2 separate regions of the Homo sapiens genome follow, and region 1 is linked to region 2. A link is a contact called in ENCODE Hi-C or POLR2A ChIA-PET data. All regions are on one chromosome and are shown on one strand. The core of a region is the stretch at or near the end of the contact, and the rest is flanking DNA. Distances in the headings are between cores, read along the strand shown.

Region 1 (3,630 bases), core at 1-2,500, 1.2 Mb after region 2:
CACTCCTGTCCCTAATTAGAAACAACAGCAGAGAATTGCTGAAAGCTATATTCCAGCTAAAACCAGGCTGCAGCGTTCGCATCACCTGAGAGACGTCAGACATGCAGAATTTCAGGCTCCATCCCAGGCCTACTGATTCAGAAGCTGCATTTTAGCAAGATCCTGGCTGGATTTTATGCACAGTAAAGTTTGAGAAAGAAGGCTTTAAAAATGAACTGAGCAATACAATCCTTTTTTTTTTTTTGCACGGGGGGAGGTGTTCAATAGCAGAGTAGGGTGACTCTAGTTAACAACAATGTATTGTATATTTCAAAGTAGCTAGAAGAGAGAACATGAAATGTTCCCAGCACGTAGAAATGATACTCAGGGTAATGGAGACTCCAAATACCCTGACTTGATCATTACACATTTGATGCATATAACAAAATAGCACATGTACTCCATAAATATGTAAACTATCATATATCATTAAAAAAAATAAACTGAAGGCCTTAAAAAGGAATAAAATAATGGCATTTGCAGCAACCTGAATGGAATTGGAGACCATTATTCTAGGTGAAGTGACTCAGGAATGGACAATCAAACATCGCATGTTCTCACTTATAAATGGGAGCTAAGCTATGAGGCCACAAAGGCATAAGAATGATACAATGGACTTTGGGACCTCGGGGGAAAGGGTGGGAGCGGGGGGGTGAGGGATAATAGACTACAAATTGGGTACAGCGTACACTGGTTGGGTTATGAGGGCACCAAAATTTCAGAAACGACCGCTAAAGAACTTATGCGTGTAACCAAACACAATCTGTTCCACCAAAACCTATTGAAATTTTTGAAAAATTATTTTCCTAAAATAAAGGATATTTCAAGGAGTGCCTTCTCCATCTTGTGGCCCTCTGATGATGATAGCTCTGAAAGCTTTGAAAAGCTTGCAAATACCCAACTTCAGGAATAAATCACCTCTGAGACCCTCACCTGAAGACAGGATACTTCCTGCAACTCCAGGACTTTAAAGTCGGAAGAATTGTTTTTTTAAACTGGACTCTGAGGACACACTCTTAAAGTCACTCAAATTCTCTACAAAATTCTTAAGTTTTGTGTTTCTATTTCTAAAGATAATAAAAATAATTGATATGATCAAAAAACAAAAATTAACAAAAAAACACAAAAACCCCCCAAAATGAACTGAGGTTGTGTGCCCTTGTGTGAAATTTTGGGTTGCAGTGCCACCTTGAGGTCACTTTAGTATTTTTCGCTGAGCTTTGCAGTGGACGAGCTGCGTGGGACACAACAGAAGTCAGTTCATTCCTCCCTGGAGGAAACAGACCGCCCTTGTGTTAGTGCCCAGAGGTCTCCGACTGCGGCCTCTCTGGGCCACACTGTCAATTGAAGAGATATGGGCCCTCTTCCAAGGACGCCTTCTATCCAAGCTTAGAAGAATGGCTCATAGGCTAAGGCACTTTCTGCGTCAGCAACAGCAACAGATCTCAAAGAATGTCTGCCCCCATCACAAGATTTTTCATAAAATGTAGAAAGCCATTAAAGCTCAGAGGCACAAAGCATGGCTTTAGAGATCATCTAGATGAGTGAGCCCCACCTTTCAGGAATGAGAATTGCTTTATGATAATGGTTGGCATTTGCTGCATATTTACTGTGTCCCAAGCACTGTTCTAAGCACCTCCATGTACTTAGTCATTTGAACCTTAGAACAATTTAGTGAGATCAAAATAGTGATCTCTATTTTACAGACTCCTGTGTGGCAGTCATTTTGTTTGTACTATTTGTTGGTTAGGAAAATCTACACTAAGAAGAAACTATTGCTATGAATCTAGTAATTCTTGAAAATGAATTTGCATTGAATTAAATCCAATAACAGCCAATAACATCTATATATATTCAGGGAAGAGTAGTATAGAGATATAAATTATGTTATCTACCAAGCCTCAGACCACGGTTGTGGCATAGATAGACTTAGGGCCTCTTGCAACAGCTCCAAAGCTCTCCACGGTATTCTTAGCCCACAGGCTGGGAACCCCCAGTGTAGAAACACACCCCACGTGCTTTATAGATGGCACACCGTACAATCCTGAACACACCTGATTTCATCTGGTCTCTGATGATTAGTGGGATCAGGCTACCTTGGTCTTGGATGGGAGATTGTGGGGGAAGTTGCAGATGAGGAAACTGACTTCAGAAAGTTGTTATAGTTATTCTTCTAGCTTGAAAAAGCTACACTAGAGAGAAAAAGAGACCATGGGCAGTATCTCCTTTTCATTCTTCAACCTATACACCCTAGGAAGGTTAATTCTCCTAAAACACAGTTCTGTTTGGGTTATTTTCCCCCTCAAAATGACCCCCAGCTCTACCTGACTGCTTATTGTAAGGTAAAGCCATCTTCGTCTCCAAAGCAAAATCGAATACCAACCAACCTGCTTGTTGTTACTCTGTTGATGTCCCTTACCCTCTGTCTAGACTATGTGTTGCCCATAGGACAAGAAGAATGCTGGCCTTAGAGAAGACTTGGAGGGAGAGCTTTGGAGCTGTTGCAAGAGGCCCTAAGTCTATCTATGCCACAATCGTGGTCTGAGGCTTGGTAGATAACATAATTTATATCTCTATACTAGCCTTCCCTGAATATATATAGATGTTATTGGCTGTTATTAGATTTAATTCAATGCAAATTCATTTTCAAGAGTTACTAGACTCATAGCAATAGTTTCTTCTTAGTGTAGATTTTCCTAACCAACAAACAGACTTGGAGGGAGGCCACCTAGTGGCTAAGGTGACCTTCCTTGGGAAGCAGCACCTGAGTTAAGTCACCAGGAGTGCATGTTTAGGTCCTACCCAGACACAGGAAGACAGTGCCGGTGAGCCACAGAGTTGGAGGGCCTTCTCTCAAGACCGAGCGTGAGTTCACTGTGAGAAATATAGCTACTGAGGTGACCAGGTCAGTGCACATGCTGGCAGAGTTCTCTCCTGCAGGCCCTCATGGGACAAAATGGCATCATCAGAAGGCTAGTGGTTGGTATTTACTGCATATTTACTGTGTCCCAAGCACTAAGTACTCCAAGTACTTAGTCATTTGAACCTTAGAACAATTTAGTGAGATCAAAATAGTGATCTCTATTTTGCAGATTCCCGTGTGGCAGTCATTTTGTTTGTAGTATTTTTTGGTTAGGAAAGTCTACCCTAAGAAGATACTATTACTATGAATCTAGTAACTCTTGAAAATGAATTTGCATTGAATTAAGCCAATAACATCCAATAGCGTCTATATATCTTCAGGGAAGGGTAGTATAGGGATATAAATTATGTTATCTACCAAGCCTCAGACCATAGTTGTGGCATAGATAGACTTAGGGTCTCTTGCAACAGCTCCAAAGCTCTCCAAGGTATTCTTAGCCCACAAGCTGGGAACCCTCAGTGTAAAAGTACATTGGTCAGCATGTGTCTTGGCCATTTCTTGTTTCTGGCTCTGCCCAATGTCAATCTCTTCTTCTGAAAAGTACACCACTTCCTTTTTTTTTTTTTTGGCAGTGGGGACGGAGTCTCACTCTGTCACCCAGGCTGGAGTGCAGTGGCATGATCTCGGCTCACTGCAGCCTCTGTCTCACGAGTTCAAATGATTCTCCT
Region 2 (3,320 bases), core at 64-2,563:
TTAAATGGATTCTGCCTGGTACTGTAAATGCCCAAGAACAAAGCATTGACTTTTGGGCAGAGTTCTAGCAAATCAGCAACTGTGGAGTGTCAGATTCGCAATGACTGCTCTTGTGTAATACGTCAAAAACAAGTCAGTGAGCTGAAATGCAGTACCTTTACTATTTTTAAGTTGACGTTAAAGGATGTGGGAAAAAAATAGACCAATGGGTACCCATCAAGAATAATTTGAATAAACAATCGAATATCATTTTAAACTATGGTAGTGGTCAGTTTCAAGAGCTGAATGTGATTTCATATTATCGTATCCTTTTTTCAACTTTCTCTTCGGAAATTTTGTGTATGCTCTTGATTTTTTTTAAATAGGTAAGTGTATGTTCTTGCGTTAATTTGTTTCAATTACATACATTAAATTGCTCAAACACTGCTGCGTGCACTGTTTTTACCTGATAGTGGTTTTCCTTTGGATGACAGAAAACGTTAATGCTTGGTAGGTTTAAAACATTTTTAAAAAATGAGCTCTTCCTTATTTACAAGAATCACCCACCCAATTAATAAATGCTTATTTCTGGGTTCCACTCTCAGAGATTTTTATGTTTATGTATATTTTTATATTTTTTAGTGTTTTATTTTATATGTTATATTTTTATATGTTTTATGTTCATATATATTTTTACGTTAAAAAAACATATATTTTTATGTTTTTTAATCTTTGGAGTTGGAAACCTACGTTTTCAGCCAGTACCCAAAGTGATTGTGAGGCCTGGTGGCCCAAAGACCATACCTTGAGAACGACTCGACCCAATGCTATTTTCATGTTTTGCAGCTTTCAAAATATTAACTTCAGAAATCTAAGGAGGGTGGGCAACTCGGGTGGCTGTCAGAAGACCCGAGAGTGAGCCGCTCACGCTGCGCCCCATTGCACAACTTTCCTTGACTTTGCAGATCTCTCCCTGAGGAGGAAATCAGTTCATTTTCACCGAGCAATTAACTACCTCCCAACCAGTTTCGTCTATGTCCCTCAGGATGACCCCCAAAAGTCACCAGCTCATCGCCGCTGCGAAAGATAAAGCACTGTTTGCCCTGCGTGCCCTCGCAAGGCCGCGGGAACCTGGGCTCGCTTCCCGCCACCCGGGCTCCTCCTCCTCTCGCCCTCTCCGGTCGGGTCCTCCGGGAGGCGCCCCGCGCGGCAGGTATTGGCGCCAACCGGGTGGCGGCGCTGTCCGCCCTGCGCGCGGCCGCCTCGGGCCCGAGGGAGGCGGATGCACGGCCGGCGGAGGAAGGGGAGGGAGCGAGGAGCGCGCGCTGCTCTCGCGTGCTCTCGCGCCGCTCGCGTGACCGGCCGGTGTGTGCGCGAGGCCCCGGCTCCCGGGGCACGGACGGCCGGGCGCGCGCCTCTGCGAGGGGCGTCCGGGTCCGAGTCGGCGGTCCGGGCCGGCGCGAGGTGCGTGCGGGCGGGCCGCGGGGGTCCCGGACGGACACAAGCGCACACACTCCCGGAGGAGCCTTCGAGGCTGCTCTTCCTCGGCCAGACGGAGAGCGGCACTGTCTCCCCGCCCAGCGCTCACTCGCCCCGCGTCTCCCCCCGCGGCGGCTGCTCCTCCTCGGCACCGCCAGCCCCAGCGCCGCTCCCGGGCGGGCGGGCGGCGGCGGCGGCGGCGGCGGGACCCGCGGAGCCGCTTTGTGTGCAGCCCGACTAGGGGCGGCGGCGCAACCACCTGACAGAGGCCCGGGCGCTCGATGCACCTTCCGCCCGCATGAGGAGGAGGTAAAGGCGGCGGCGGCTCGGCTCCCGCCCTAGGCTGCTGGAGGGAGGGGACGGAAGGGGAGACTGGAGGGGGGGGCCGCGGGTCCGAGGCCCGGTGGGGCCGCCCGAGGGTGCCGGGAAGGCCTCGGCGGTGCCGGAGGCGCCAAGCGGCCGGGGGCCAGAGAAGCAGCTGGGGTCCCTCAGCCGAAGTTGAAGGAACAAAATGTGAAGTGCGGAGGCGCGTCAGCCGCTTCCTGGCGTGGGGCTGAGGGTGGAGGGCGGCTTGTTTTCCCCTCCCGCGGGGGTGAGGGAGCGGAACAGGGGAGGGGTGGCAGCGCGGCGGGGACTACCCCGGGTCCGAGGCTCGGCTGGGCAAGGGCGTTTTGTTCCCGGCAGCCGCCGCTGCGCGTGGGTCCGCTGGGTCCCTAGTTTTGCGGCCTAAGCCGAGCCCTATAGGCCTCGGGTCTGGTTTCCCGGAGGGGACTGGCCGGGCGGGACTGGGTGCTTCCCCACCGCCGAGCGGGGGCCTTGGGGTCCTTGCCGGCCTCCCGGGGCCGCCAAACTTCGGACCCTGGTGCTCGGGGGTGGATTTCATTGTGAAAGGCGGAATGGGAAACTCCTGGCGCTGTTCGGCGGCCACGGCGGCTGGTGCGGAGGAGCCCCGTGAGCCTGGGGCTGGCAGGGCCGGGTTGGCGGGGCCGGCGGGGTTCGATCCCTGGGAAAGAGCGGGTGGCGAGGCCGCTGCCGGGTCCCCGGCCTCTGGGGAGACAGGGCCTTTTCCAGATTAGAGAGATTTGAAATGAAAAAAGAGGTTACAAAGTCGCCCCTTTCCCGCTGAACTTTGGTTTTCTGACCGATAGAGGCCGGTAGAGGACTGTGAACCAAAAGTTGTCCCCCAGGATGGACTTCACCGCGCAGCCCAAGCCTGCCACTGCCCTCTGTGGCGTCGTGAGTGCCGACGGGAAGATCGCTTACCCTCCGGGGGTAAAAGAGATCACCGACAAGATCACCACGGACGAGATGATCAAACGCCTGAAGGTAAGTGTCTGGACGGATTTTGATGTCTTTGGTAGAAGGCGCTTTCTCCTGTGATACTGCTACCCTGCTCAGTCTGGCCTTTAAAGTTCCAAGTTTTTTAGATCTCTTACCCCCTCTGAAAGGTACTGTTGTATCTCAGATAACATCTTTGAGTGAGTTTTGTAGGGATATAACCATTGTGGGAAATTTAAAAGGAGTGTGATTTTTCAAAAACTTACTGGTTTTCAAGCATAAGAATTTGTGTTTTTAGAGTTTTTTCTGGAGGTATTTAATGAGAATACTGTTCAGAGTGGCTTGCAAACTTAGGTGTAGGCAGTAATTTGCCTAAGAAGTTTACTATTTTCAGCTTCTGAAGGGGATTGATTAAAGCGCAAAGTCCTTTTTAAAAATTTGCATAATTTTCTATATCCAGAAGCTTAAATATGTATATATGGTGGTTAAACTTTGACAGAAGGTACAGACTTTTCATAATTCAGGCTTAAAGTAAGATGATTTAAGTCTATACGTTCAAAGGAGTTTAAGAGTATTATGGCCCT

The links. A loop is a pair of places that touch in the nucleus more often than their neighbours do. ChIA-PET counts read pairs that join two places held with the same protein, here RNA polymerase II (POLR2A). Pooled maps may share reads with other maps.
Region 1: a map of naive thymus-derived CD4-positive, alpha-beta T cell shows a loop between it and region 2 (17-fold over the local background). The contact joins the enhancer-like site here to the promoter of PDS5A in region 2. A Hi-C loop is called at or near these places in 2 of 168 maps with a recorded cell type or tissue (PC-9 and naive thymus-derived CD4-positive, alpha-beta T cell) and 8 of 50 pooled maps. POLR2A ChIA-PET finds 5 or more read pairs at or near these places in 1 of 52 experiments (activated B cell).

What each region holds. Positions count from the first base shown.
Region 1 is chr4:38,757,336-38,760,965 of GRCh38, reverse strand. It overlaps the pseudogene RNA5SP158. Among named protein-coding and RNA genes, the nearest start is that of TLR10, 24 kb to the left of the region's middle. RefSeq lists an enhancer at 3,489-3,618. Within about 2 kb of position 1,250, at least 9 of the 41 ENCODE cell types and tissues checked have a DNase peak (open chromatin) inside an H3K27ac peak, as active enhancers do.
Region 2 is chr4:39,975,904-39,979,223 of GRCh38, reverse strand. PDS5A (PDS5 cohesin associated factor A) reads left to right here and starts at 1,313. Exons shown (of 33, transcript NM_001100399.2): 1 at 1,313-1,767; 2 at 2,607-2,784. The coding sequence starts at 2,647. RefSeq lists silencers at 1,089-1,728, 1,779-2,528 and an enhancer at 2,066-2,974.